Linked DNA regions of Homo sapiens: all the other regions are linked to region 2. The links are chromatin contacts, found by Hi-C or POLR2A ChIA-PET in ENCODE. All regions are on one chromosome and are shown on one strand. Each heading gives the region's core, a stretch centred on a gene start or an enhancer-like site at or near the end of the contact. The rest is flanking DNA. Distances are from core to core; before and after follow the strand shown.

Region 1 (2,858 bases), core at 260-2,759, 800 kb before region 2:
AACCAATTTCCACTGACAAAAGGCTATGTGTGCATTTATTCTAATCAGCCCCAGGATTTATTGTGTGAAACTCAGGCGATAAAAAGTCACCTCCTCAAGCTACAAAACTTTTTTTTCATCCCAAATATTCTCAATGAAAGTTCTCTTGTCAACCAGGAGAGAGTCAAAAACAACCACAAACACTAGCAGAATGATCCGCTCCAGGACCACATCCCAGCTGGCTTTGCTCTGTTGTCGGTGGCTCTGAAGCAGTTTCTCACTTTCCTTTCACCCTTCTCCCCTTTACTCCCCAACATTCTCACTCGAGAATGCATCACATCCTCAGACCGCTGGCAAAAAAAAAAGGGGGGGGGGAAGAGACTGCAATTATCAAGGAAGGGGAAGATATTTCAGAACCACGGTTTCCACTGCAAACGGCAATAAAAAAAAAAGGCAGTCTGTGTCATCAGGATATGGGGGACGACGTTGTAGGGCATCACAAAGATGTGCAGTGAGTGTGCACTTGAAGCTCTCGGGGCAGGATGAGACGATGGAGCAGAAAGTAAGAAAACCTGTGCCTTCCTTGCTTTCTTCTGCTCTTCCCCCTCCAGGAGAGGAAGCTGAAGAAACTGGGGGAGGGGCGGAATGTTATCGTTCTCCTATTGAGGGTATATAAGACAGGCCTTAGGGTTCGCTCGTCCCCAGTTAGGAGGGTCACGGAGGGAAGAGGAAGAGAGAACCCCTAAACGTTACCCACCTCTGCTCAAAAACAAAAGTAAGGGGGTAATTATTAAATCCAGATGGCGCGCCCCTAAAGGCGCCCCCAGGTCACTCATCCCCATTTCCAAGCGGAAGGGCTGGGATAAAGGGGATGGAGGGTCGGAGGCTGGTCAGGGACAAGGCCCCACCCCCCGACTTAGGAGGGAAAGGGTGCCCAAGCTCCCAGCTGTCCCCTCCTACCCCTCACCTCCCGCCTTGGCCACCCCCACTTATCCCCCCTTCCCTTCTCTTCCCTTCCCTTCCTTTCCTCCAGAGCCTGAGGCAGCCGCGGGGGAGGCGGCCGCTCCTACCTCCCCTCACCTACTCTGTCCCCACCCCCACTCCGCTCCCACCTCCCGCCCGCCACGGGCCGGTTACCTGCTCGTCGAAGCGGCTGACCACGGCCTGGACCCATTCCACCGGCCTGTGCGCGGCCATGTCCTCCCCGCGGCCGGGGGGCGGCGGAGGGAAGGGTGGGCCGGCGCCCTGGGCCGGGAAGAGGGCGGGGAGCGGAGGCTGAGGTGAGGGAAGAGGCAAGGAGAGGGTCTGTGGAGTGCAGGCTCCCAGTGTTCCCACGGGGGTGGGGATGGGGGGTCAGCGCCGAGCGGGAGGGGGAGAGGGAAAGGGGGCGTTGGCAAGGAGGCTGGGGGGAGGGGGATAGGGGAAGGGGACCCGGGGAGGGGAGGGGGCCTCTTGGTCGCTCTCCCCACTAGCGCCGTCTCCCCACAGCCATCACAGTCCGAGACGCCGCCATGACACCCCACCGGAAGTGGGATCCTTTCCACGGCCCGGGGAGAGGGAGCGCGAGCGAGCTAGAGATTGAGAGCGCGGCTGGGAAAGGGGAGGGGGAAGCGAGAGGGAAGGCGGCCTGCCGCGCATGCGCCCGCGCCGGCCGGTTTCATTAATGAAAAAGCGAGTCCTCCTGGAGGTGACGTCATCTAACTCCTCTGGGCCGTCTGGCGAGCGTCCCTCACCGCCGTGGGGCTCACCTAGACTGGCGCTGGGCTCAGCTGGCGAGTGCCAGAGCTGACCCGGGAGCATCCACTCCCATCCCCACCGCCCCCTACAGCTGTCCCCTCCCCCGCCGGCCTCCGGGTTTGGATTGCTCCCGGAGTTGGAAGTTAGGGCGCCCTGGGGCTAGCCTTTCTCCCAGCGCGCGGATCTCTGCCGCTAATCTCCTGGGGAGGCTGTGCTCTCAGCTTAAGCTCTCAGAAAAAATAAGGTACACGACCTCCGATTTTCAGGTTCTTCGTAGCTTGGTAGACTGCTGAGAAACAAAAAAGGAAGGCCAAAGAGAGATTCCGTGATTTTTTTTTTTTAGAGGTCGCTTAAATCCCAATGCTAGACCCGGTGGCAATCAAGGTCTAGCCACCAGGTCTAGCATTGGGATTTAAGCCCAGCTTTCCTCTGCAAAACTCATAGCCATCCAAGTTAATATAACTATTGCACAGTTGATGAGAGATTCAAGTTTCACCACCCTCAAAACACCTTTAAGGCCTTGCATTCATTATTAATTCAATATATTCATCGTCTTATTTAAATCCTTGAACAAACCTTTTCAATACATATCATTAACTTCATGAACTGATGAATACGTCACGTCCCCACCCCCGTGGGAACGCTGGGAGCCTGCACTCCTCCCTCAGACCTTTGATTTGCCCAAGGTCTGAGTTGACAGGTGGCAAAGTCAGGATGTAAACCAACGTGGTTTAACTCCTAGAACAATAGAGGTAGACTATGGGTCTCCTAAAACAAAGTCCTTCCCTATACCTCCAATACCAGAGTTGAAAGGATTTCATGTGTAATTGGGTTGTGCCAGTTTTCCAGGAAGAGGATTACATCCAAAACAACGGATAATCTATGTCTGACATTGGACTTTGGAATGACTAATTTTTTTTTTTTTTTTTTAAGACAGAGTCTCACCCTGTCACCCAGGCTGGAGTGCAGAGGCGCGATCTCGGCTCACTGCAACCTCCGCCTCCCGGTTGAAGTGATTCTTCTGCCTCAGCCTCCCGAGTAGCTGGGACTACAGGCATGCGCCACCACAGCCGGCTAATTTTTGTATTTTTAGTAGAGACGGTGTTTCACCATATTGGCCAGGCTGGTCTTGAACTCCTGAC
Region 2 (2,906 bases), core at 2-2,501:
TCTTTTTCAGATATTGAAAGAACCTCAGAATAGGATGGTTGATGGGCCCACTTAAGATAGTTGCTATGTTATAGCCCCAATTTTTAGCCGAGTCTCTCTAGGGACATAGAAACCGTGCTTTCTCAAATGACTGATTGGTGCCTGAGTATGGATTTTTCCAGATATCAGAGTTCCTTAGAACTGCGATGATTTTCAATCTAAGAAGACCTAGATTCTAGGTTACACACACACACACTCAACCTCATCGTTTTGAATAGCAGATACAGGGTTTCAGTGTTTTTGTTTTACTCTCTGTGGGTTCTATCCCAGCATCTTACTAAGGGCTGAGATTTCAGGGCATGAAACACGGAATCAACAAAAACAAGGTTTTTACAATCTCAAAACTTTGGGAAACTGTTGAGTTATCTTGAAAGCCTAGAGGGGGAGCATCAGTTAGTTTTGTAGAGAACTCGGCGAAACAATATTGATGCATACGGCTAGCCTCTGTCATCCTCCTGAGTTAAACCCAACGGGACATGCTGGACTATACAGGAGCCACTCGTGGACTCCGTGAAGACCAGATGGGTAGTGTTCTTGAAATGAGCAGATGTCTATTTGTAGAACTCTGGTAGTAGCTTTGGAGTGGGTGGGGAAGAGCTTGGTTCCCATTCCCCCTCAAAGACAATTATTTGCTTCTGATGAGAATCCAAGCAACAAGTTGCCATTGAGAATGCAGTGATTGGTCAGCAAACGAAGCCTATAGGAAGAGCCTTCGGGTGCATTCCTTGTGACATATCGACCCGTCCTAAGCCCGACGCTTAATTATGGGACCTCTCAGCTCCTCCCTCCCGCCTCGAGCTCCCTTTTGGCTTCTCACAAGGCTTCCTGGGGACGATTCCCCGATGCTAGAGTACTGGGGGTCTGGGCCCACAGGGAACCCGTCAGCCTCCCTCCTTGGAGCGGGCCTGATCCCGGGAGGGCGCCCGCGCGGCCCGGAGGCGGGAACCTAGGGGGAGAAGGCGCCGGCGCCGCCCTGGCGCGCAGACCATCTGTGCGGTCCTGCGCGGGGGCAGGCGCGGCCTCAGCCCCCGGGCGCTGGCGGACCCAGCGCGTCAGCTAGGCCGCCCCCGTCGGCCCTCCCCCGGGCGGGGCCAGCCCCGACGGCGCTGACTCAGCAACGCGAGGGGGGAGTTTTGTCCCTCCGCGGACCCCGTTTCTCCCAGCCTCAGCCTCCCCGCCGCCGCCGCCGCCGCCGCCGCCGAGCCGGTTTCCTTTTTCCGGCGCTCCGGGTGCGAGAGACAGGTCGGGCCCCCTAGGCAGCGAGCCGCAGCGCAATCCCGGCGCTCGCCCAAGGACCCTGGAAGCTACCGTTACCCCGCCGGGCAGCGTGGGCGCCATGAGCAGCTCGGGTGAGGTGCCGCCGTCCCCCGCCGCGGTCCTCTGGAGGAGCTCCGCGGTCCCCGTGAGGCCCGGCGGCGGGGAAGGCCGGGGGCTGGGACCCTTGGCGATGGCGGGGAGGGAGCTTTCGGGGCAGGCTGGATCGGCCTGGAGGGAGACAGCTCCTTGGAGGAGGATGCCGCTTATGGGTTTCCCCGCTGCAGCGGGCACCCCAGGATGCGCTTACGAAGTTAGATTCGGGACGCGGGAGCCCCAGATCAGCCCTTTCCCCCTCTTTTTGCGTTAAAATCCTGTTTGGTCTCCCAACAGGACTGAATTCGGAGAAGGTAGCTGCTCTGATACAGAAACTGAATTCCGACCCCCAGTTCGTACTTGCCCAGAATGTCGGGACCACCCACGACCTGCTGGACATCTGTCTGAAGCGGGCCACGGTGCAGCGCGCGCAGCATGTGTTCCAGCACGCCGTGCCCCAGGAGGGCAAGCCAATCACCAACCAGAAGAGCTCAGGTGTGGGCTTCCACTTCTCCCATACGTTCCTTGACCTTCCTGACAGCGTCCCATTTTGGTGTCTTATTTAAGAGTGGTCTTAAATTCGTACTGAAAGAACTGGTCGTAAATTCGTAAAGAATGAGGCACAGGTACAGGCAGGTCTAAGAACATTACCCATGTGGTTTGTTTTGCTGTTCTGTGGCTTGTTAGTACATGCGGTTAGAGTACAAAAGTGACATGTCCATGAGTATACGTTTGAGTGTAATTGACTATATTATGTTCCAATGCTGTGTGGTTTGTAGCCCGTGTCTTGGAGATGTATGGTCTTGGTCACAAAACAGAACATGTGAAAATGTTCATATCTTTGGAGGACTCCCCAGAAATGCCCTGAAGGCCCTATACTATGAAATAGAAAAGATACAATGTAATTACATTAAAATGTCATCAGATGTTACTTTTAAATATGCTTCTTGGTTACAACTGAAGCTAATGTGCTGATGGGCTCAGTTCCCACCAGTAGATCAGTTTGTAATACAGAAAAAAGTTCTGTTCTCATGCCTTGCTGGTCAAGAAGTCTCGTTTTGCTATCTGCTTTCTAGCACCACTCTCAGAAAAAACAGGTATAGTGAAAGATTGGATATCCAGCAATCTAAATAAGGAGCACATTCTCACAACAAAATTGTACTAAACGGATTTTTTAAAGTCTTTCTATACTTAAAAACGACCCCCCAGTCTATCTATACGGACAGGAAGCACATCAGTGCTTGTTTAGAGTCGGTTAGAACTCACAAAGCACACATTTAACGTGAGTACATTTTATTGTATGTACATTATACCTGAATAAAGTTGATTTTTTAAATGTTAAGGAAAAAGTCAAGACCTTACAATAATTAATGTTTTGCTTTAGAAGAAAGTGCTTGGAGTGGTGTGGGCTCTCAGGCTACAGATGATCCAGTTAGTAATGTCACAGTGGTCCTACATAGTTTAGATTGCAGTGACCCGTTAGGGAACAGGTCAGGTCTTACACATTTTGCAGTGTC
Region 3 (3,108 bases), core at 264-2,763, 570 kb after region 2:
CCATGTTGGTCAGGCTGGTCTTGAACTCCCGACCTCAGGCCATCCACCCACCTCGGCCTCCCGAAGTGCTGGGATTACAGGTGTGAGCCACCCTGCCCGGCTAGAATAGGTTCTGACATCCACATTTTAAAACCTCAGTTAGATTATATGAGTACAGAAAGAATAGGCACCTTCCTCTGTTTTGCATGTATTACACCTTTGAGTTAAAATCTGTATCTAGTTGATTAAATTATAATTTGGTCTGTTGTAGCTTTTGCTGTCACCAACAGGAAAATGTGGGTCCTGTGAACTATGTGGAATTAACTGACTGAGAATTCAGGAAGAGGAGCTTATATAGGACCTAAGAGAGGCTACTGTGCCTGAACAAGAGATTTCCCACATCTTTTGTAGTCAGTTTGCCCAGAAGGTAGATGTATGGGAGTATCCCATACAATACACCCAACTTCTCAGAAAAGGGAAGTTCAAGACAGAACACCAGATAGAACTTTGCAAGTAAATTTTTCAAGTGGAAGAAGTTCCCCCTAGCATGAGGCCTGATTAAAGGCTGCAAACAAGAACAAATAAGGCCTTTCCTGTGGTTTGTATGACAAATGTGGGCTTTCTCACCTGCCAGAAGAGCTGCCCTACCCCCCACCCCAGAATCACTTTGGTCCTTTATAAAAATTGAAAACACAGAATAATATCATTAAAGAAAATTTTCAAAAAGAGAAAAAATTACCCACAATGTTAAGTTCCTTACTTAGGGCCATTTCCATTCCTGCCATGTTACCTTCCCGTTCTTCACATGTACCAGAGAAGAGGTTTTGTAATATCTTCCATACTTTCTTATCTTCCAAAGTGTTCTTGAGTCTTCAGCTTCCCTATTGCCATTTTCAGATCACATTCATTAAGCACTGTGTATATAGCGTTACACTGGGCACTATATAAAGCAGTGTGAATGGCAATTTCCCTTCATTGCCTTACATGCAAGAGCAAACAATATAGGCCTAGGAGTATTCATTTAACTAAACAGAAATAAAGTTAAACATATATCAAAGCAAGGCAGTAGAGCAGATGAACAACTGTATTGTCTTTGCTTTTACATGAGTTTTCTGTACATGATAAGCTTTTTTTTATTTGGAATTGGAAAATGAAGGGAGGTTTGGGGCCATTTGCATCTCACCCAGATTTTTATACAGTATATTGTACCATATCTCATCTCCCACAGAGATGGGATATCTTGCCCACAGAGATGGGATATCTTGCATAGAGCTAAGTAGTGCTACTGACAGAGAACCTCAGTCACTTAAGTGGAGACATATGGGCAGCTTAAGGTCTCCTTATTTGAGTAGTAGACATTGCCGATGGCAAAGCATTTTGGGAAGAGGGGTAGCTCATAAATGAGGAACTTAATCTAAGAAATTATTTGTTCTTCAGCCCTGTGGCTTCGGATTGTTGGTTTCTTCACGGTTCACTTTCTCTCAGGCTCCACCCCTCTCTCACTGCAGAGAACTTGTTGACAGCAGCTCTACTTTTTCCAGTCTTGCACAAAGGCAGATGTCTGAAAATTTAGCTTACGCAAACCATCTGTGTGCTTGACTCTGTTCCCACGGTGTGTTTTCCTGTACTGCCCCTCCCCACTTTTCGGTCCTTTTTAAAAACTGAAAACACAGTATAATAACATAATTTAAGAAAATTTTCAAAAAGAAAAAAATCACCCACAATATTACTATCCTTATTGATAGCTGTTTTCATTCCTGCCATGTTATCTTCCCGTGCATAGCTTTTTGCGTAATTGTGTCCTTTGTCTTAAGCAGAAGTTCAGATACTTTGTCATTTAGCCACTTCCCTGTTTTTCTCCTGGCATTATCTTTTGGTTTTTGGTCTTGAGTTACTCAAAGGACATTGCAGCTTATCAGTACTCCATCGATGAGTCCTTATTTTTATTTTCCTTTCTGACTTTTGAAACCCAAGTACTCTAGAGTATGGCTGAGATCCAACTTTTTAAAAGTAAGACATATAACATGTGTGAAGGATTTTTTTAATATTTAGAAACTGCTGTTGTAAATTACACTGACTTTTTTTTTTTTTTTTTTGAGATAATGTCCCGTTCTATTGCCCAGGCTGGAGTGCAGTGGCGCGATCTCGGCTCACTACAACCTCCACCTCCCGGGTTCAAGCAGTTCTCTGCCTCAGCCTCCCGAGTAGCTGGGATTACAGGTGCCGGCCACCATGCCCAGCTAATGTTTGTATTTTTAGTAGAGATGGGGTTTCACCATCTTGACTAGGCTGGTCTTGAACTCCTGACCTCGTGATCCACCCTCCTCAGCCTCCCAAAGTGCTGGGATTACAGGCGTGAGCCACTGCATCCGGCCTTACAAATTACATTGACTTTCAAGAAACATTACCCTGCCCACCCAAGGACAGTCTCATTTAGAAAAAAGACATGTCTATACTTTTCTGCCCTTTGTTGAGTTGCAAGCCTCATTTCTTCTAATACCTGACTAATCTTGTTAGTAATAGTGTTTCACTTGTAACTGGTCGTCTCCCTTTTCAGAGCTGTTATGTCTCACCCTTTGTCTTCTTAATGGTGAATAAGGACACATCCATGCCTCCTCATCATTTTCCCTTTCTTGTTTGACAAAAAGAACAAAATGGACCATGTTTCCTTGTTTTGGTAGAAAGTTTGTTATTGAATATCTTCAGCCACCTTCCTTTCAGAAACCGTAATCCCCAATACTTAGACATTTGAAGGGTTGGACCTGTGGTGTCTAGGGTCCCCTGATGACTTAGGAAGTCTGCAGGATTTACATACAGCTTTTCTAGCTGTCTTACTGTGTGAGAAAACAAAAGACCCTCAGAATTCTAGCTTTCCTTCCAATCATTGCAGAGAAATTTTGCCTTTAGTAGTAAAGCCGGTGGTTAAAAGTTTTTCCTTTTTCCCTTGTTTTCCTGGGTCCTGAGTTGCCACTGGGGTAGATTATAGGACCTAGCTCGACCAAAACCTAAAAGCAATCCAGGGAACAAGTGTAGGATTATACTGCAATGTCCGTTCTATGCTGGAGCAAATATATAATGAATCTTAACTTCTTTTCTCTGATACATTTAAAACACATATGAAAGTTAAAT

What was found. Hi-C counts contacts between places; a loop is a spot of excess contacts on that map. ChIA-PET counts read pairs that join two places held with the same protein, here RNA polymerase II (POLR2A). Pooled maps may share reads with other maps.
Region 1: a loop to region 2 is called in a pooled map, with 5 times the contacts of the local background. The contact joins the promoter of NF1 here to the promoter of BLMH in region 2. A Hi-C loop is called at or near these places in 4 of 50 pooled maps.
Region 3: a loop to region 2 is called in a pooled map, with 2.4 times the contacts of the local background. The contact joins the enhancer-like site here to the promoter of BLMH in region 2. A Hi-C loop is called at or near these places in 2 of 50 pooled maps. POLR2A ChIA-PET finds 5 or more read pairs at or near these places in 2 of 52 experiments (B cell and GM12878).

What each region holds. Positions count from the first base shown.
Region 1 is chr17:31,093,628-31,096,485 of GRCh38, reverse strand. NF1 (neurofibromin 1) reads right to left here and starts at 1,509. Exons shown (of 58, transcript NM_001042492.3): 1 at 1,117-1,509. The coding sequence starts at 1,176. It overlaps MIR4733HG (MIR4733 host gene), which reads left to right and starts at 996. Exons shown (of 4, transcript NR_186435.1): 1 at 996-1,259. MIR4733 (microRNA 4733) reads left to right here and starts at 2,061; the gene lies at 2,061-2,136. RefSeq lists silencers at 1,105-1,154, 1,195-1,264, cis regulatory regions at 1,120-1,430, 1,657-1,896, an enhancer at 1,499-1,516 and a promoter at 1,504-1,929.
Region 2 is chr17:30,290,289-30,293,194 of GRCh38, reverse strand. BLMH (bleomycin hydrolase) reads left to right here and starts at 1,251. Exons shown (of 12, transcript NM_000386.4): 1 at 1,251-1,388; 2 at 1,687-1,884. The coding sequence starts at 1,376. RefSeq lists silencers at 841-1,250, 1,451-1,520 and an enhancer at 1,971-2,030.
Region 3 is chr17:29,721,241-29,724,348 of GRCh38, reverse strand. The region is part of intron 3 of SSH2 (slingshot protein phosphatase 2); the gene reads left to right. Among named protein-coding and RNA genes, the nearest start is that of SSH2-AS1, 83 kb to the right of the region's middle. RefSeq lists a silencer at 573-672. Within about 2 kb of position 1,513, at least 21 of the 41 ENCODE cell types and tissues checked have a DNase peak (open chromatin) inside an H3K27ac peak, as active enhancers do; they include B cell and GM12878, where a contact is called at or near this core.